Regions from separate parts of the Homo sapiens genome. Here region 1 is linked to region 2. A link is a loop called in an ENCODE intact Hi-C map of the cell type or tissue named here. Cell type or tissue: heart right ventricle. All regions are shown on one strand. Each heading gives the region's core, and the rest is flanking DNA. Links, peaks and the distances in the headings are about the cores only.

What was found. A loop is a pair of places that touch in the nucleus more often than their neighbours do. Peaks named below come from ENCODE experiments on the same cell type or tissue, not always from the same donor. Only the 100,000 strongest peaks of a DNase experiment are listed, where the experiment ranks them.
Region 1: it touches region 2 in a loop (5-fold over the local background); 26 of 110 quality-filtered maps call a loop at or near these places.

What each region holds. Positions count from the first base shown.
Region 1 is chr21:34,343,012-34,353,624 of GRCh38, forward strand. It overlaps LOC105372791 (a long non-coding RNA gene), which reads right to left. Exons shown (of 3, transcript NR_188571.1): 3 at 9,995-10,613. Among named protein-coding and RNA genes, the nearest start is that of KCNE2, 16 kb to the right of the region's middle. In heart right ventricle, for the core only: a CTCF peak has its summit at 5,090 (motif pointing left); DNase peaks (open chromatin) are centred at 950, 2,640, 3,110, 5,090 and 2 weaker places; H3K27ac peaks cover 3,871 bases.
Region 2 is chr21:34,195,893-34,206,505 of GRCh38, forward strand. No RefSeq gene overlaps it. Among named protein-coding and RNA genes, the nearest start is that of LINC00310, 21 kb to the left of the region's middle. RefSeq lists an enhancer at 7,765-8,763. In heart right ventricle, for the core only: a CTCF peak has its summit at 6,242; DNase peaks (open chromatin) are centred at 6,189, 6,739, 6,899 and 8,759; H3K4me3 peaks cover 914 bases; H3K27ac peaks cover 2,967 bases.

The DNA of each region.
Region 1 (10,613 bases), core at 775-8,774, 150 kb after region 2:
GTGAGTGGAGTGGACGAACCCAGATGGGTGACCACAATGACCAGAGGAGGGAGCAATGGCTGCTTCCAGATGGGGAGGGGGTAGAAACGCCATTTGAACTCTATCCTGAAGATTCGGCTTTGGGCAGTAACTGGCATCAAAGCCACAGTCCTGAAGTAGGGCAGCATCACTTCACTCTTATCTTTGAGGAACTTTTTTTTTAAGAGACGGGGTGTTACTTTCTCACCCAGGCTGGAGCACAGTGATGCACATGGCTTACTGAAGCCTCAAACTCCTGGCCTCAAGTGATCCTCCCGCCTTGGCCTCCCAAAGTTCTGGGATTACAGGCATAAGTCCCTGCGCCCAGCCAGAAGCTTTCTGATGATATATTATAACTTGGGCCTCTTGTGAGTTACTAAATTGAAGTGGCCAATCCTGTTCAGCTCTCATGCCAGCTTCTATCGATTTGCTATGCCTTCCTGGACCACAGGGTTGAGAAGGATTCTAAGGCTTAGGGGAAAAGATAACCATTGTTGATTAGTAATGCCTGCAGTGGGCACACAGCAGGAGCAGCAGTGGCCGTGGCTAACTCCTGCAGCCTCGGCAGCAGCTCGTGTTAAAACGGTGGCTCAGCTAAGGGTTGGGATAAGCATCCCCGTTATCACATGTGTTCATGGGAATGATTACAAGGGAATCATGCCTGGATAGTCTCTGGAGGTGATGATCACCCCCTTCCATCCAGAAAAATAAATCCTTCCAGAAAGACTCCTTCCTTTCTTCTCCGTTATCTTGTGCTCCCAAGAGGGGCAGCAGGTCAAAGAAAAGGGCAATTTCCTCCTCTTTCCCTGGGAAGGAACCAATGACTGGCAGGAGGGGGCCTCTTTCTCCAAGGCTGTTCTGGAGCTCTTGCTGGCTGAGGGCAGCTGCAGCCACACAGCTCGTTTCTTGACATGGAAAGCTGAAACTTCTCGGATCCCAAGCTAAATACCGTTGCTGCAAAACATCCAGTTTTTCTTTTTCATGGGCCCCTGGTGAATTAAAACCCAGAAGCCAGAGGCCCACCTGCCAATTATTGCAGTTAATTCTGTGCAGGCTTGACTCAGGAACCGAGACAGAGCGTTCTGTTTGCTACCGGGGGTGCGCAGGGCGGGCGGGTGGGAGCCGGCTGTGGCCACAGCGCTGTGAATGCCCTCTGTGTGTGCTGGGCTAGGCCTGGCAGCCACAGTGCCCTCCCTTGCACCGTGAGCTTGGCATCCAAGTGTGACTTCAGTGGGGCCTCTTTCTCCTTGAGTCTGCCTAAGATCGAAGATTCTGTCAGGAAGTTTCCTTCCCTCTGCTACATGTGCAGCCCCCCGCATGCCCCTGAGGAACTCAGTGACAAACACTTCTACTTTTTCCAAGGAATAAGAGAAAACAGCACTCAGCTTAAAACTGTGGGGTTTTTCTGTGGCCTTTTCTCCTCTGACCCAATTGCCTTGCAAGATCCCGCTGGTTTGGGGAGAGAACAGTCACCCTTTGTTCCCTGGAAGCCCCTTTTGTAGTGGGCCACCTTTGAGTTCCAGCTTGGTCTTGCCTCAAGGTGACATCAATGCTGGTTGCTCAAGGCTCTCCCTGCTGGGTTCTTCTAGGGCCTCTTCGGTCGAGTCATTGGTTTATTTATTAGTTCTTTCACTCCTAGGCCCTGGGAAGACTGGAGGAAAAGATGGAGTTCTTGTCCTCTAGGAGTCAAGCAGGAAAGTAGCAAATGGTTGAGTGCTGATAGTGGGGCACAGAGAGCCGAGGCTGGGTTCCCCGGATTAGACCCTGTCCCTGTCCTCTGCATACAAGTCACACAGAGCAGTCCCTGGCATGTGGTGCAAACGTAAAAGGAGGGGCTTCATCTAACTGAGGGGGAGATGCTATCCAGGAAGTTGTCCCTAAGGAGGGGGGTTTAAGTGGACACCTGAACAGTGAGTAGATGCAGCAGGAAGTAGAAATGAAGGGGCAGGAAGGCAGGCTTAGGAGAGGAGACAGGGTAGAAGTCCCCAAGGCACAGGGATCATTCTAATAACTGAGAAATCCAAGAGGCCTGGAGTGCAGACAGCTAGGAGAAGCCCAGCGTAGCATGAGCTAGGGCGGGTGCCAGGCAGCCATGCCTGGCCTCAGAAGCCAGGATAAGAATGTTGGCCTCCTTCTTCGGGATGCAGGGAATCGATGGGATAACTTGAGCGTCCCCAGTTTTGACCACTGCACCACAGCTCCTGCTCTTGTCTTCTGGACCGAATACTTGGCCCCTGGACATCACCTTCCAATGACTCAGAAAGATAAGCCATGTAACAGTGGGGTTGCCTGTGGTGAATACTATACCAGGGCGAAGGCTGGTGGAAAGATCATGAAACCTAAGCCCTGACTCCAGGGTTGGAGGTGACTATGAGTGGAGTGGACTGACCTAGAGACGGGTGACCACAATGCCCAGGGGAGGGAATAATGGCTTCTTCTGGATGGGAAGGGGTTGGAGAACATTTGGACAGGAAACGCCATTTGAGCTGCATCTCCAAGATGAGGCTCTTGGATGAAGGCCATCTGAGTCACAAGACTGGGGGTGCAGAGGTGTGAAGGGAATGGTGGGTTCAGGATCAGCGTTCGGAGGGAATGTTTTATTGGGCTGTGCATCTCCTGACCCTGGAACATTCAAGCCTCCTTACTGACCCAGACAGTGGGTGGCTGATGGGAACCATATGCTGGAAGTCTTCCGGTGGGGCAGGAAGGGGCCTCATTCCAAACCCCATGCTGAGAAAGGAGCTGGCCGGCTCGGACCACTTATTGTCCCCTGCTGGGAGGGGTGACGCTGCGGCTTGCTGGACTATCTCCCCTTTGATGAAGAATGCCATCCTCTGGGATGGGCGGCAAAGAAAGGGCCAGCCTGTGACTTCTGTCAGCTCCCCCGCTGCATCTTAGATGTGCCTATCCTGGGAGATTTCCGGACCAGAAAACTCATCTTTAAAAAGCTTCGTACCTGCCCCAGGTCCCGGGGGATCCCATGTCCCGTCCTCCCCTCCGGCCCCAGCTGCAGCAAATGTCTCCTAACAGGGGCCCAACTCCCAGTAGCCACCTTAATCACATGGCAGGAGTGTCTATTTTCGTTACATAAACAGAGTTGTCTACATTTGGATTCCGGGGCTGGCTACAGGAATTTGTAAACAGCGTGGTGTACGTGTTTCACAGAAAGTTGCCAGGCTGTGCTCTCTTTCCCACTGCCTGTTGTCCAGTTTTCCCTTTTATAGAGAGTCTGGCTGGGAAAGAGAGACAGAACTTATTTGGGAATAGAGGACAATCTCTCAGGCAAATTCCTCTCCCCCCACCCTAGTCACCGCTACCTCCTCGGCTTCAATTTTGAGGTCTGATTCAAAATTAAGACCCTTCTGAATTATGAATCCCTCCTAAATGCTAGCTTCTATAGATATAAATATAAACCTCATGGAAAACAAATTTGGGGAGATTTTATTCCCAGAAGGGTAACAAGGAATTTTGAAGTTTGAGGTAGATTTTAAAAACTCTTGGACACTGCTGTCCCTATCTGAGCTGAGATCCCACATAACATCATGACATTCCACTGGTCTCCTACTTCCCCCAGGAGCTGTCTTGAGCTTGCAGCAGAGGCTTTTAAGGCTCTGGAGTGAGGGCAGCAGTAGCCCCAAGGAAAAGAGGGGTGCCCACTTTTTCCTTTCATTTAATAACCATTAATGAAGCATCTATTGAGATTAGATTCTGTGTTCAGCACTGTGGGCCTGAGAAGATGTTTAACACAAATCATTGGTGTCAAAAAACTGCAGCGAGGCCGGGCATGGTGGCTCACACGTGTAATCCCAGAACTTTGAGAGGCCAAGGCCGGCAGATCACTTGAGGCCAGGAGTTCGCCATCAGCCTGGCTAACATGCTGAAACCCCATCTTTATTAAAAATATGAAAATTAGCCGGGCGTCGTGGTTCACACCTGTAATTCCAGCTACTCGGGAGGCTGAGACAGAGAATCACTTGAATCCAGGAGGTGGAGGTTGCAGTGAGCCGAGATCGCGCCACTGCACTCTAGCCTGGGAGACAGAGCGAGACTACACCTTAAAAATCAGACAAACAAACAAACAAAAAACCTGCAATGAAAGATGGACTTGTTAAGAGTCACTGAGATGGATTTGGGATGGCAGAGTGGATTTGCTGAAGGAATGAATGAAAAATAGGTCTGTGACTGACAATGAAGCCTGTTACAGTGGTTGAAGTTGAATCTGCATCTTAAATTCAGTGTAGGCTAACTTTTGCTCTAACCGAAAGCTAGGGTCACAAGCCATCCTGCTTTGCCTGGGACTAATGGGATACTCAGGACACAGGATGGAAAAGTTCTCAGGCAAACTAGTGCAAATTGGCCACCCTACTTAAAATTCAAAGAAAAGAGAACGAGGAAGAAAACTCCTGTGTAGGAACTATCCAAACTAGGAAAAATAACCATGAGAGGTCACTGGGACATGAAGCATATATGAGCAGTTATTTTTCTCCTTTTATGGGAGAATGAAGAAAAAGAAAATAATCTACCCATGTAGAAAGAAATAGAGGGAAATTAATGAGTTATGAGAAAATGGGCATTGACAATCAAAACAAAAGGGCTTACATTCTTAAAACATTCTCGAACAAACCTGGCATTAAACAAAGCTACTGATACATTTTAACTTCATCTGCACAGATAACTGCAAAGAAATGCATGGCTTTTAATCACTCCAAATGCTGTAAGGGTCTGAACACATCCATTTCCCAAGAGCATCTGTGTTCAGAACAGGTGAAGTTAGAATAAGCAGCGGTTTAAAATAATGTTTAGTAAGAAAAGTTTAATGTTATACCTAGATGTTGTATTTCTTTACCGGTTGCTGTAAAGTGTATCCTTTTTAGAAAGACGTGCAGATGTTAATAGTTAATGATTTTCAAGGAAGCAAGGATGTCTGCTATTTTAATAAAGAGCTTACTGTGCTAGAAATGTCATAGTTAGTCTGGAAGCATGCACCGTGATGTCAGATCAGTTGAGGGCTCTGGCAAAGTGTAGCTGGTCCCTTGGATTAATAAAGCTCAGATTTGGCGCCACCTGGCGGCAGCTACCCAAATTTCAGGTACAGAACCCAGGAAGAGAGAAACACATCGCGCATTTTAAGCTTAGCCAGTGGCAGAAGGCCAGGCGCGGTGGCTCACGCCTGTAATCCTAGCACTTTGGGAGGCCGAGGCAGGAGGATCGCTTGAGCCCAGGAGTTGGAGACCAGCCTGGACAACATGGCGACATCCCATCTCTACAAAAAATACAAAAATTAGGCGTGGTGGCGCGTGCCAGGCTGAGGTGGGAGGATCTGTTGAGCCCAGGAGGTCAAGGCTGCAGTGAGCCCTGACTGCAACACTACACTCCAGCCTGGGTGATAGAGTGAGACCCTGTCTCAAAAAAAAAAAAAAAAAAAAAAAAAAAAAAAAAAAAAGGCAGCAAAGGCCATTTCTATCACCAAAAGCAATATTTTATGCATTTTTGAATTGTGAGTTGTGCAAAAGAACCTGGGTCCTCTTGTCCAAAACTTTTCATTCAGAGTATGAGTTTTTGTAGCCTTTTTTTCTCAGCTGTCAGATGAGGTTCTTTGTAACTACCTTGCAGGGTTGGCATAAAACCAGAGCCATGGTATATAAAGTTTCTTACACCATGAAATACTACGCAGCCACAGAAAAGAACAAGATCAAGTCCTTTGCAGGAACATGGATGGAGCTGGAGGCCATTATCCTTAGCAAACTAACACAGGGACCAAAAACCTGATACCGTGTGTTCTCACTTATAAGTGGAAGCTAAATGGTGAGAACCGATGGACACAAGGAGGGGAACAACAGACACGGGAGCCTACTTGAGGGTGGATGGTGGGAGGAGGGAGGGGAGCAGGAAAGACAACTATTGGATACTAGGCTTAGTACCTGGGTGACAAAATAATCTTTACAACAAACCCCCATGACACAAGTTTATCTATATAACAACCCCTGCACGTGTACCCCCAAACCTAAAATATAAGTTTTTTTTACAAGAAGCTATTACTTTAAATAAATAAATAAATAAATAAATAAATAAATAAGGTTTCTTGCACATTGCCTGGCACTCAGGAGTTGCTCAATAAATGGGAGTAGCTGAGCTGGTAGCAATGGCTGCTGACGTTACTGATGGGCAGGGTGAACCTGAAAGTGCTGGCTGTGGGCTGTAGGTTCAGATTGCACTTGAACTTTGCTGCCACCAGTAATTTCCTGAGAGTGGATAATGCAGGGTTGCTTGAACAGTCGAGACACATGAGAATCTGAAAGTGCTGCTGGAGCCTGGGCTCTCTAACGGAAGCAGAGCACAAGGTCAAGTTTCCTGGGCAAGACCTTTCCCAGAGGCTCGAACAAGGACCTAAGTTCTTGCCCAACCTTTGACAAGTTTCCAGAGATGTTATGAAGAGGAGACAGTTCTTTCTGAGACTGGGCAAACAGGGAAGGTAGTGAAAAATGCTAATAATTTGTTTTGTTTTGTTTTTGAGACGCAGTCTCGCTTTGTTGCCCAGGTTGGAGTGCAGTGGCACCATCTCGGCTCATTGCAACCTCTGCCTTTTGGGTTCAAGTGATTCTCCTGCCCCAGCCTCCCCAGTAGCTGGGACTACAGGTGTGCACCACCATACCTGGCTAATTTTTGTATTTTTAGTAGAGACAGGGTTTCACCATATTGGCCAGGCTGGTCTTGAACTCTGAGCTCAGGCAATCTGTCCACTTCAGCCTCCCAAAGTGCTGGGATTACAGGTGTCAGCCACCACACCCAGCCTAAATACTAAGAATTTTTAAAGAAGGAATTGATGCTTATAGAATTTTGGTTCCTTTTTCTGTAGAATCAATAGGCTGGACTAGATCATCTTTAAGGCCCCATATAGTTGTTTTGTGTTTTTTTGAGACAGGGTCTTGCTCTGTTGCCCAGGCTGGAGTGCAGTGGTACAAGCCCAGCTCGCTGCAGCCTTGACCTCCTAGGCTCAAGTGATTCTCCCCCATCAGCCTCTCGAGTTGCTGGGACCACAGGCATGCACCACCACACCTGGCTAATTTTTATTTTTCTTTGTAGAGTCAGGAGTCTCACTACATTGCCCAGGCTGGTCTCAAACCTGGGCTCAAGTGATCCTCCCAATTCTGCCTCTTGAAATCCTGGGATTACAGGCGTGAACCACCACCCTTGGCTAATTCTAACATTCTTGAATCCTAAGAGTTCATGACCAAGGAATACAAAAAGCACAGCCCTGTTGGTGAGGATTTGGAGCAGCTGGATCTTCATTCATTACTGGTAGGGATGTAAAATGGTCTAGCAACTCTGAAAACTCATCTGGCAGTTTCTTATAAAATTAATCATGTACCTGCTATGTAACCCAGAGATTGCCCAAAGAAATGAAAATGTATGTTCACACCAAAACCTGTACATGAACTTTCATAGCATCTCTATTTGTGATAGCAAAAGCTGGAAATAACTCAGAGTAACAGATATTTAATGGTTAAATATTCATATGATGGGGTACTACTCAGCAATAAAACGAAACTAGCTCTTGATATACACAACTCGGATGGATGTCAAGAGCATTATATAGAGTGAGGAAAAGCTGATCTCAAAAGGTTGCCTACTGTCTGTTCTTATTTCTTTAACGTTCTCAAAATAACAGATTTATAGAGGGGATACCTGCTTAGTGGTTACCATGGCCTAGGGATTGCAGAAAGGGTTCAACTATTAAGGGGTGGCACTAGGGAGTTTCTTAAGGGTGATATAGCAATTTTGTTCCTTGGTTTTGGTGGTGGTTTCCCAAATCTATACATCAGATTAAATTATATCAAGGCTGGGTGTGGTGGCTCATACCTATAATCCCAGCACTTTGGGAAGCCGAGGCGAGAGGATCGCTTGAGACCAGGAGTTGAGGACCAGCCTGGGCAACCTAGCAAGATCCCATCTCTACAAAAAATAACAATCACAAAAGATTAGCTGGGTGTGGTGGTGTATGTGTGTAGTCCCACCTACTTGGGAGACTGAGGCAGGAGTATTGCTTGAGCCCAGGAGTTTGAGGTTACAGTGAGCCGTGATCATGCCACTGCACTCCAGCATGGGTGACAGAGCAAGACTTTGTCCCCGCTACACACAAAAAATTGCATTGCTGGGCATGGTGGCTCACACCTGTAATCCCAGCACTTTGGGAGGCTGAGGCAGGTGGAGCACCTGAGGTCAGGAGTTCAAGACCAGCCTGACCAACATGGTAAAATTCCATCTCTACTAAAAATACAAAAATTAGCTGGGAGTGGTGGCGGGCACCTGTAACCTCAGCTACTTGGGAGGCTGAGGCAAGAGAATTGCTTGAACCTGTGAGGCAGAGGTTGCATGATCTGATATTATGCCACTGCACTCCAGCCTGGGCAACAGAGAGAGACTCCATCTCAAAAAAAAACTGCATCAAATTACACACACACACACACACAAATGAGTGCATGTAAAAATGGTGAAATGTGAATATGGTCTGTGGTCTATGTAACTACAAGGATTATATCAACATCAATTTCATACTTTTGATGTTATACTATAGCTATGTCCCATGTTACTATTGGAAGAAACTGGGTGAAGGGTACACACAAAATTTTTGCAATTTCCTGTGAATCTATAATTCTTTGAAAAAATAACTTAAAAAGAGAGAAATGTACAAAATGGTTGTATCCTACATTCTCTAAAATTTGGGGGAAAAAAAGGAAAAAAGAAAAGCAAATTTCAAAGCCTTTCTCTGGGCTGTTGGCAGCCACTGCAGGCAGCGGAGGGAGCGCCACCTGCCCAGAGCACATGAGGCTGGTTTTCATTGTCACTGCAGAGGTGACACTTCTGGACTTTGACTGCTGCGTATGAACCAGGCACACTCGGCAGCACAGTGGGGACACATTGTGGCCATTTTGAATACCACAGCCTGAGATTTAGACTTTTCTTTCTCTGGCCCTAGCAAAAAGGACCCTATGGTAAACACCCTGCCTAATGAGGTTTGAAAGACAATAAACGAGACTGTGGTTGGCAGGGGTTCTCCAGATGTAGACAGCAGGCTCTCCTGGGCCATGCCCTTTCTGAATACTCAGTCAAGCTGTGCTATCTCCGTGAGGTTGCTAATTGGAAGCAAATTCTGAAAGCCACCCCACTTTGGAATCCCAGAGAGGCCTGGAGATGAGTTTCCTTTAAGACAAGGCAAGGAACCATGGGTTTGTTCTAAATTTTCAAGGACATGGAATCCTTTGAAAAGATTTCTTAAGGGAGCAGGTGCTTGGCTTTGGCTTCCGTCCCCATTGAGTCCAAACCTGAGAGCATCGGGAAAGCGGAGGTGGGACTCCATGGTGGTGGGGGGTGTTCCCAGGGAGAAGCTGGGGGCGCTTTTCCTGCCCTGAGCACTCTCCATCCTGGGCTTCTGTCTCTGAATCAGAAACAAAAGTTCCAGGGAAAACCCACTTCAAAATCTGCCCAAACGAAAGGCTGTGAGAATAAGGAGATGTTGTCAAAAAATATGTCTTTATGGTTTGGATCTGTGTCCCCAGCAAATGTCATGTCGAATTGTAATTCCCCAGTGTTGGAGGTGGGGCCTGGTGGGAGGTGAGAGGATCATGGGGGTAGATTTCTCATGAATGGTTTAGCACCACCATCCCCTTGGAGCTGTTCTCGTGATAGTAAGTGAGCTCTCGTGAGATCTGGTTCTTTAAAAGTGTGGCATCGCCCCCAGCTCTCTTCCTTTTGCTCTGGTCATGAGAAGTGCTGGCTCCCCCTTTGCCCTCTGTCATGATTGTAAGTTTCCTGAGGCCTCCCCAGAAGCTGAGCAGATGCCAGCATCATGCTTCCTGTATAGCCTGCAGAACCATGAGCCAAAGTTTAAGAGGTTTAGCCTGTTTTCTTTATAAACTACCCAGTCTCAGGTATGTCTTTATAGCAGTGTAAAAATGAACTAATACATACATATCTGTCAGAAAAAGATACAACATTTAATAACGATGGAATGTAAATATCAAATATTTTTATTTACAAACAAATAAAAGTTTTTATATAGAACTAAAATGATTTCTATAACACCTGTTTTCACTGTTCTTCAATATTTCTCTTTTAACTTTTCAAAGATTTTCTTTTTAAAATTTTTTTTTGTAGAGATGGGATCTCACTATGTTAACCCAGTCTGGTCTCGAACTCCTGGCATGTGATCCTCCCTCCTTGGCCTCCCAAAATGCTGGGATTACAGGCAAAAGCCACCACGCCCAGCCAAGATTTTCTTTTTTTATTGTCTGTATTTAAGATATGCAACAAGATGTTCTGACGTACATATGTGGAGTGATTACCACAGACAAGCAAATTAACATACCGTTAACATATTACACCAACCATTAACATGTCCATGTTCGTGTGTGTTTTGGGGGGGGGTATGTGTGGTAAGAGCACCTAAAACCTACTCTCTTGGCAGATTTCCAGTATGCAATGTGTACAATGCTTATAAACATTTTTCTTTATTAAAACAAAACAAAAAACCGCCACATATATGGAAAGAGCTGTGCTGGATGCCTAAGGAGGAAGCTTGATGGTTCTAAGCAAAG
Region 2 (10,613 bases), core at 1,434-9,433:
TGACGAATACATTGTCATTTATCCACACAATGAAATGCTATACAGCATTAAAAAATCATGCAGAACTGTGGTTTCAAATTATTTCTAGTAAAGGACACCTCCACTTTTTCATAATCAGTCTTTCTAGAATCCCAGTGTACAGAACTGTTTAGAAGTAGAGCTCTCCCACTTTGGGAGGCTGAGGCAGGCGGATCACTTGAGGTTGGGAGTTCCGGACCAGCCTGGCCAACATGGTGAAACCCGGTCTCTACTAAAAATGCAAAAACAAGCTGGGTGTGGTGGCAGGCACCTGTGGTCCCGCTGCTCTGGAGGCTGAGGCATAAGAGTAGCTTGAACCCAAGAGGCGGAGGTTGCAGAGAGCAGGGATTGCAGCACTGCACTACAGCCTGGTGACAGAGCAAGACTGTGTCTCAAAAAAGAAAAAAAAAAAAGAAAGGATATTAAAGTCATTAAGGTCCCTGAAAATGGCTATAACAACAACAAAAAAAATGTGACTTACAAAAAGAAACCTACAGACTTGTCAACCAAATGTAACGTGTGAACTCTGGATCCTACTCTGTATATTGACCAAATATCTGACGATTTGAAGAACTCTTTGGGAATTTTATTTTATTTTCTAAATTTGTTTGTTACTGGGGCTTGTTTCTCCAAGAATTTTTTTTTGTAACTTAAATAAAAAATAAAATAAAGTAATGCTCTTCTAGGTTGACTTGGGAGTAGGGACTTATCATCTCTTCCTTCCATCTGCAAAATGTCCTCTCCCCTCTGTAGGGGCCCTGAAATACCTTCACAGGTCTCCAGAATTTGGTAAAACTATAGAACACAGTTTGAAATGCATTATTATATAATTATCTCTTAATCTACAGGGAGAAAAAAAGCTCATGAGATCTTAAGCAAACAGCTTACTAGTTGAATTATGATACGATCCGATTTTATGTTTAAGAATATATATATATATAGAAATATTAATTTTCCCAGGCTTCAACACTCTTTGGGAAAAATGAAGTTACATTCATCGTCATTACTCAAATTCCCCTGGTTGGTGGACTCCATTTGCAGAACAGCAGCACTTTCTTCCTCTGTCTCTCTAGTTATTCCTGAAGGGCCTTAGGGGTGTTTCCCATGTGTCAGGAGCATGAACCCTCAAATTCTTTCCCTGGCTTCATGGTTCCTATGGCCTACTGAGGTGTCTGAGGACAATCCAGTCCCTGCTGGTGCCCTGGAAGGGGACACCATCCGGCCAGCATTCCCACCTGTCCCGCATATGCCTCGGTCCTGCAAGGGGTCAGGCCATGCCACTTTCTGCGAAGAACCAGGAGGATAAACAATATTTCATGGGGCTGAGCTGTAGCTCAGGGACAGCCTGGGTACCAGAGGCCATGCCAGTAGTCATGCTTTCTTCCTTGTTGCTAGTCCTGTCTGGCTCTATGCATCCATGCACCTAGCTTCAACCTCCCAGACTTTCTCCACCTTCACCTTCAAACGAGCTGCTGTGGGAGGCGGGGGTCCCCTCCCCCATCCTGTGTGTGTATGTGTATATGTAAATTGGAACTTAAAAATTTAATAGTAGTTTCTGAATGGCAAGATTGGGATGCTTAAATTTTTCCTATTTTTTTTTCCTGCATAATTGTAATTTTAAAAATTTCTACAATAAACATGTATCACTTGTATTTTTTAAAAATAGAGGCTGATATGGGATAATTGCTTGAAGCCAGGAGTTCAGCAAGACCAGCCTAAGCAACATAATGAGACACCCCCGCAACTTCTCTAAAAATTTTTTAAGATTAGCCAAGCATGGTGGTACGTGTCTGTAGTTCCAGCTATTCAAGAGGCTCAGGTGGGAGGATCACTTGAGCTCAGGAGTGGACTCAGTGACTGCTATGACTGTGCCACTGCACTCCAGCCCAGGTAACAGAAAAAATGAAGTCACCCCATCTCTGGAAAAAAAAATTGGGATGCACCTGAAATCAGTTCTGACTCTGATCTCTGAATCTTAATCCATTTAACTGCGAGTTTCCTGCCATCCAACTTAAAGTATTTTCCCTGTGTCAGTGTTGGAGGGGTGGAAGTGGGAGTGGGCAGAGGACAGTGTATGTGTGTGTGTTGAGAGGAGGAGGAAATACTATAGACATTGAAAAATCACGTAGAACTATAGCTTCAAAGTATTTCTAGTAGAGGACACCTTTCCTTTTTTGTATTGTCCTTCATAGAATACCAGTATTTACCTACTGTGAACAGCTAATAAGATGTGTGTATGGAAGACTGAAGACAGTCTGAAGATGCATCTCAACAAGGCCTAAGTCTCCCTTCCTCTGGGACTGTCCGGAGTGCTAGTTCACTGGGCTCCTTGCTCTGAGGCTGGTGGGAACTGGATTTCAGGACACAGGCTGACCACACAGGGAGCTGTACCGCAGCCCTTCCAACTGGGACTCCCCTCGGTTCTCACACTGTGGCAGTAGTGGGTTGGGAGGCTCCAGGCACGGGGAGGGTAGTAGGATGATGAGGATGGTGGTTGATATGACAAAGGACGAGTATGGGTTTCACCACAGAAAACCACACAATGTCCTAATTCCTATTAACTTCTGCACCTTGCAGGCCTTTCTTTAGCTGCTAAAAGGCTGTCGGTCTTTGCTGATTTGCAGAAAGGTGCACGCTCATGATGAGGTTTTCAATTCAGGTGGGAACTAGACGAGCAGGTAAGGGCCGCCTGCACGGAGGGTCCTTGTCTCTGTGGAGTTTACGGCATTCGTGGTTTTCCTCGGAAGGAGCTGCTTGTGTGGTGAATTCTGCTTTGAGAACTGGACTTTCCAAGTGCTCCCATGGCAGGGGACAACATTTCAGAGCTCCCTTTTCACTGTTACAACAAAAGAAGGCTCTTCCTGTGTCCGGTGAGACCCCTGAAATACGAGTCATCCCCACTCCTGACCCACTCCCAATACCTACCAGCTGCTCCTTGCTTTAGTTTTAGAATATCCCTTTTGACCTTCTCTCTCCCTTTTTGTCACTGTCGTTTGACCCTGAGTTTCCCCTGCCCACATCCTGCCTACAGTGCTTCATGTTGCTTTAAATGACTTCACAGCCCCTTGCTCCTTTAAGTGATCTAAGCTGAGCTGGGTTAGCAGGGCCACTTTCTGTGTAGCAAGGGGACGTCTAAAGGCTGCAGCCCAGCTTGGTTAGCTGCTCTAAGGGGACTCCAGTCTTCCTCACCCCACCAGGTGCCCCAAAGAGCAAAACCAATGTTTCTTTTCATCCATCACCTTTTCCTCAACAACACCAGCTAACATTTGTTAAGCACTTACTCTCTTTCTGGCCCATGTGTTTATGAGCCTAATCCTGACTGCAGCCCTGTGTGGTAGGTGCTTCAGTAAGCCCCATTTGTTAGATAAGAAAATTGACTCCTGGCCGAGGTGCCCCATATGGAAGGTGGTAGAGCTGGGGCAGATTCCAGCCCAGGCGCCTGGCTCTTGGCATGAGCAGCCTACCATAGCACCAGTTCTGTGGTTCTTCCCTCTGAGAAGCCTGTATTGAATTGCTTTTCTTTAAGTTGTATTTTGTGTTTAGTTGAAGTGCCCAATCCTCCCATTCAGTTTTCAGGGGAGGCAGGTGTGGTGGTGGTGCACACCTGTAGCCCTAGCTACTCTGGAGGCTGACGTGGGAGGATTGCTTGAGCCTAGTGAGCCGTGATTGCAGCTCTGCACTGCACTGCACTGGCGGGGTCGCAGCAAGATCCTGTCTCCAAAAAAAAAAAAAAAAAAGTTTTAAGTGGTTTTCATGGTGCCTCAAGGCTCTTCTGCCTGTAGGACTGACTGCTGTGCAGGGCTCTGGCCCTGGAGTTTAGATTAACAGCAGGAAGCCTCTTGTTTACATGGATCCACATGGCTGCAGCTTCCTAGCCAAGGGACCTCAGGACAGTACAAGGTTCTGTTCCTGGTTGACGCTCCAGTTGGTGCTGGGTGGGCCTCAGGTTGCCTCAGTTTTAGCTGTATGTTTGAAAAAGTGATGCCCTAATGATCCACTCTAGAAATAAGGCAGAGAGAATCAGGAAATAGGGTTTTTAAGTTGCTCAAACATCGCTCCATAGATTATCACATTTACTCCTTGGGCAGGTTTTTTCTTTATTTTATTTATTTATTTATTTTGAGACAGAGTGTCGCTCTGTCTCCCGGGCTGGAGTGCAGTGGTGCCATCTCGGCTCACTGCAACCTCCGCCTCCCAGGTTCAAGTGATTCTCCTGCCTCAGCCTCCCCAGTAGCTGGGATTACAGGCGCACGCCACCACGCCAGGCTGGGCAGGTATTTTTATTATTAGCCCCGTTAAAAAGTTTTTTATCGAGATGAAATTCACATAACATAAAAGTAACCATTTTAAAGCATGCACAATCCAGTGGCACTTAGTACCTTCACAGTGTCATGCAGCCAGCTCCTCTATCTGGTTCTAAAACATTTTCATCACCCCCAGAGGAAACCCCATGCCCATTAAGCAGTGACTTCCTATTCTCCCTGCCCCCAGCCCCTGGCAACCACCAGCTGTGTTTTGTCTCTGTGGATTTACGTGTTCTGGATATGTCACGTAAATGGAATCACAATATTTCATCACATATTGTGTGTGGCCTTTTGTGTCTGTTTTTATCACTTAGCATGTTTTCCAGATTCATCCATGTTGTAGCAAGTGTCGTAATTTCCTTCCTTTTTTATGGTTGGGTAATATTGCATTTTCTTCATTCGTTGATGGACACTTGGATTGTTTCCACTTTTGGCTCTTGTGAATAATTCTGCCTTGAACATTTGTGCACAAGTATCGTTTTGGGTACTTGTTCTTAATTCTTTTGGGTATATGACTAGGAGTGGAATTGCTGGCTCATAGGGTAATTCTCCATTTACCTTTTGAGGATTTATTAGCCTCTTTTTAAAAGTGAGGAGTCTGAGGCTCAAAAAAAATTATAAGTTGTCTAAAGTCACAGGAGAAGTATATGACGGGCCTGGCGTGGTGGCTCATGCCTGTCATCCCAGCACTTTGAGAGGCCGAGGCAGGTGGATCACCTGAGGTCAGGAATTCGAGATCAGCCTGGCCAACATGGTGAAACATCATCTCTACAAAAATACAAAAATTAGCCAGGCATGGTGGTGAAGGCTTGTAGTCCCAGCTACTCAGGAGGCTGAGGCATGAGAATCGCTTGACCTCAGGAGGTGGAGGTTGCAGTGAGCTGAGATGGTGCCACTGCACTCCAGCCTGGGCAACAGAACAAGACTCCATCCCCCCCCAAAAAAAAAAAAAAAAAAAAAAAGAGGAAGAAGAAGTATATGACCCAGCCAGGATGAGGAACTGGAGTTCATACTACCTTCATTCAAGGGCCCTGACTGCCGGGAACAGCGTTCATTCACTCATCAAACATCTTGTGAGGGCCAGGGCTGCCTTTGTGGCAGATTTAACCATAGCTTTCAGAAAGGAGCTTCCTAATGCAGTCACTCCAGGAGCAAATAAAACAAGGGGCTATTTTAAATCAAAAATCAACACGACTGGCTCACACATAAATTCCATTAAGCCAACACTCTATTTGAACACGCTGCTGAGCCAGGCGTCTTGTCTTGCTGCATCTTTTAACTTGAAGGTGGGCATTTCAGCCTGCACAATAAGGTCCACTCCCCTTAGTTCTAATTTCCTGCCACCTTCTGCATTTCTTGTTCGACCCTGGGGGTGGGGGAGTACTGACTTGGTCCTGAATCACTGTCGCGATTGGGATCTGTGAAAGTCACTGCAGAAAGATAATTTAAGGGGTTAAATGTCAGGGACAGGAGAGAGTAAGGTCCTGGTTTTAGTTCCGGCTTAACTGGGGGATGAGGGAGATTAAGAGGAGGTGAGGGAGGGGGCAGGGTTTAGCTTGATAATCTTATTTTGCAGTGGTTTCTGGGGGGATTTTACGATGAAGAGGTAAATTCTAAGGTTTGCTGTCGACTGTTTCCAGCTCCCTGGCGCACTTTCCGTGCAGCGAGGGGACGTCCAAAGGCTGCAGCAGAGCTGGGTTAGAAAACAGGCTCCCACCCGCCCTCTACTCCCCTCCCTGGCCCCGCTGACCTGATTAATCAGAGCCCTGCAAAGCCCACTGAGGAGGGCTCCTGGCTAATCTCATCTCCGCACCCACGCGGGGACAGACACCTCCGCTCGGCCAATGAGACGCAATTCTGCAAACTCGGCTGAGCGGTGGAAAATTCCATGCTCTCGGCGCTGCCCTCGGTGGCGGCCCTGGCGGGATCGCGCGCTCGGAATGCCGCAGCCCGGCCGCCGAGTGGCCACCAGCTGGGGAAGAGCTGAGCGAAACCGCCCCGGGGTCCAGGCGTTTTGCCACGAGTCGCCGTGCGACAAGTTGGGGTCTCCCTTGTTCTCCCACCTCTCTGCACCAAAAGCTCTTGAAGCAAATTAAAGAAAGCAGGCGATGCTTGTATCATTGCGGAGTGGGGAATGGAGCTGGGGGACAAATGGTGACATTCTCCCTCCCTCCGTGTGTGTGTGTGTGTGTGTGTGTGTGTGTGTGTGTGTGTGTGTGAGAGAGAGAGAGAGAGAAAGAGGCCACAGTCCTCCACCCCCACGCTTGCCCACCCAAGTTATAAATCCTGCCTGTAATTGTCCCCCTGCCTCCACCAGGCTTTCAACCCAGAAATCGTGGGGGAGAATGAAGGAGGCACCTTTCTAGATCAATCCACCTATGAACTATGGTGCCCTTTTAGAAGTGGCCGGTGGGTCCTAGAGAGCAAAGGGTGATGAGTTCGCAAAGGTGGACGAAGGAGACCAAGACCAGCAGTCAAAACCAATGGAGCAAGACCGGTGCCATGATTCAGAGACGCACAGAAAATTCCAGGGCCACCGAGAAGGGACACGTTGCGCATTCTGCCAGCGCAGGGGAGGAGGGGATGGAGGCGAGATGGAGGACAGGACTTTGCCAGCCAGGGAAGGGGGAGGCGCCCCGAGCCTGCGTTCCAGTCCCCGGAGCTGGGGCCGCAGCTTTTCCGCGAGGTTGGTCTGTGTTAGGAAATCCTATCTTTCTTAACTCTGTGTGAATTATGGCAATACCTCCCTGTTATTTCAGAGGATCCAGGCCTGTTTCTGCTCCTTGCAAATGTGAAAGACCCTGGTGAACGCAGTCCAAAAATTTAGAATGCGACCTGGTGCACAGCGCTCAGCTCGAGGAGACTTACAATGGTTTCTTCTGCCATCTGCATCGGGCAGGGGTGGGGAACTGTGGGCCCCAAGCTATCTGGGAGGAGGGAAGAGAAAGAAAGGGGGAAATACAGGTTCTTGAAACAAAGTAGGAAGCTTCAGCAAGAATCCACGGAGAAGCCCTGAGGTTGAGTCTAAAGCCCTGAGGTTTAGTAAACAAAGCCCAGCACATGGGACCTGAAACCTGGATGCCCCGGTTCTGCTAGTGACCAGTTGAAGGTCCTGGGGAAATCTCACCCTTCAGAGTCTTAGTTTTCGCCTCTGTAAAATCAAGGTCATAACCATTTCTGCCCCATCTAATCGAGTAAGGTCTTTAGTGAGACCCAAATAAAATAAAACTACGTCTATGAAACAGTAAAGAAGTATAGGGAACTGTTTTTCATCCATGTGCACAAGCAATGTAAAATCTATGTTGTTTTAATTCGATTAACTTCAAGAAAGAGCCCCAGCTAAATTAATCAATCAATACATATATTAATATATTCAGTAAATATTTGTTGAGCACCTACTCAAGGCCCTGGAGGGCCTTGTTGAACCCTCCAGGCCCTGTTCTGTGCCTGGAGGGATACACAGCTGAACAAAACACAAAAAGCTCTGCTCTTAGAAAGCTTAGATTGGAGGAGACCGGTGATAAAATAAATAGGAAAAATCTTTTTTTTTTTTTTCCTGTTTAGGCAGTGGTAAGTGATATAGAGAAAAAGAAAGCAGGAAAGGGGGATGGGGAAATGCGGGGTGAGAGTGCTTTAGAATAGGGTGATGAGGAGGCCTCATGGAGAAGATACTCTTTGAGCAGAGACCTGACAGGGAGATGGGGGGGTGAGCTCCATGGATTTCTAGGGGAAGAACATTCTAGAAGTGGGCAGCCAGCAAGTGCAGTGGGTCTGAGGGGAGACGGTGGCCTTTCCTGTTGGAGGAACAGGAAGGCCGGCACTGTCCTTGGAGGGGTATGAGTGCCAGGGTCAGAGGCTGATGGGGGGGCAGGTCCGGATAGAGTTTGTAGGGCCTTGAAGGTGACCTGAAGGGCCGACTTTTGCAGTGAGTGTTCCTGACAGCTGGGGGGGGGCACGACTGAAGCTCTGCCTTGGGTCTTACCTGGCCGTAAGGCAACTCCATTTTTAGCTTGGATCCTGGCAGGCAACCAACAAGCATTTATTGCAGGGCTGGCTGTGTGTTCTCGGCTGCGCTGGGAGCTCTGTGAATATCCGGAGATATAACAGGGATCCTTAGCTTTGGGGAGGCCACAGACTTGCTGTGAATAGAATTTAGCTGCAAAAGGCAGTTAGTGACCAATGCAAGACTATTCGTGTCACTCGCTGCATTGTGTGGAGGGCCTAGAAGCATGAGGGAGGCTGGGGTTTTGGGAACCCCAGGGGCAACCGGGACTATGCTGGGATCATGGTAGGTGCTTTACTTGTTTGCGAACAGACTGAGTGATTCTGAGTTGCATACTCAGGGAGCTCTTTGTGGCTAATTAAGTCCTTTTCCTACCCAGGCCCAGGTGGCCAGCAGCCCCTGGCAGCCGCGCACATGCTGCTCAGTGTTGCCAGCGCACAGCAGGGGCTGCTGCAGATGGTCCTCCAGCCACAGGGTGATAAAAGGCCTCCTGAAGAAGTAAATGACCCTGCTGGTTGCTGTGTGGAATGTTTCCCCCAGGGAAATTAAAAAATGGAATCCAGTGTCCAGGCCTCAGTCTCATGTCTTTAATAGGCTAGTCAAGATCCTGGGGCCAGGGCCTGGGGGCAGCTTCTTCCTGCTGGAGAGGCCAGTTTCCTTTCCCAGTCTCTGACCCTTCTCGGTTTTGGAATCCTGCTTGAGACCTCTCAACTCTCACCAGGCGAGGAGGGTGATCTGGGGTAGAGAAATGACATGAAGTCATTTCAGAAAATCCCACAATGCCTCATCACCCAGAATCCTTTGCGGAGCTGGCTGGCCGGCCCTGGGCTCCCTTTCAGCTGCTCTAGAATGTAGCAATGGTGGGCTCCTTTGGGGGCCATCTAGAAGCACCCTGCCCCTGGGCACCTGCCTCCTCACTGGAGGAGACCAGAGGCCACGTCCCAGCCCTGTGCTTCCAGCTCTGGAACTGCCCTTGACTTCACTGGACAGGCCTGAGCAAGTCGTGTAACCTTCAGGGACTCAGCTATGCCCACTCCAGGCTCTGTGAAACCAAGACAACCTCACGTGCTCAGTTCCTCAGCTCTGCAGGAGCCAGGCTGCTCTGGGGTAAGGAAAGGGAGAGAGAGGGATATTGTCCTATGCTTCCTTCACATAGCTGAACGTTTTATTTATTTAACTTTTTGGATAAGTAATGCATTTTATGGTTAAAAAAATCAACAAGTATAAGACATTACACAGTGAAAAGTGTCCTTTCCCATCTGCTCAATTCTTTTCTTTCTTTCTTTTTTTTTTTTTGAGACGGAGGCTCAGTCTGTCACTCAGGTTGGAGTGCAGTGGCATAATCCTGGCTCACTGCAACTTCTGCCTCCCAGGTTCCAGCAATTCTCTTGCCTCAGCCTCCCAAGTAGCTGGGATTACAGGCACCTGCCACCATGCCCGCCTAATTTTTGTCTTTTTGGTAGAGACGGGGTTTCACCATACTGGCCAGGCTGGTCTTGAACTCCTGACCTCAGGTAATCCACCCACCTCAGCCTCCCAAAGTGCTGGGATTTCAGGCATGAGCCACTGTGCCCGGCCCCCATCTGCCCAATTCTTATCCCCCACCCTAAAGGCATAGCCACTGTTATTAATTTGTTGTTTATCCTTCTAGAGTTTTGTGGGATTTTTGCACATACAAGCACATGGAATATGTTCTTCCCCCACTCCCAACTCTTTTTCTACTTGATTGCTAATACACAGTACAGTGTTCCTTACCTCACTGTTTTCAGTTGACAGTGCATCTTAGAGATCTTTTCATCATAGTACATAAACCATTTCCTCATTTTTCTTTACTAGTGCTTCTTGCTGTCTAAAATATGCCCAAACAATCCCCTAGAAATGGACATTTAAGTTGTCTGCAGTATTTTGCTTTCAAACAATGCTGCTGTGGACAACTGCAATTCTTCGTTCAGCACACAATTATGTTTATGCATAAGGTAAATTCCTAGAAGTGAAACTGCTGAGTCAAAGGGTAAATGCATCTCTAATGTGGACAGATGTTGCCAAATTAGCCTTTACAGGGGGTATGCCAATTTATGCTCTCAGCAGCAATGTATCAGAGAGAGTGCCTATGTTTCAAAGCTTACCAACAGACTTGGCTTTTAAACTTTTGGATTTTTGCCATTCGATAAATTTGAAAAAACCAGTATGGTTTTAATTTGTATGTTTCTCATTGTGAGCTCTCCATATCCATGCCCACTTTTCTATTGGTTTGTTTGCCTTTTGACTCATCAATTTGCAGAAGCTTA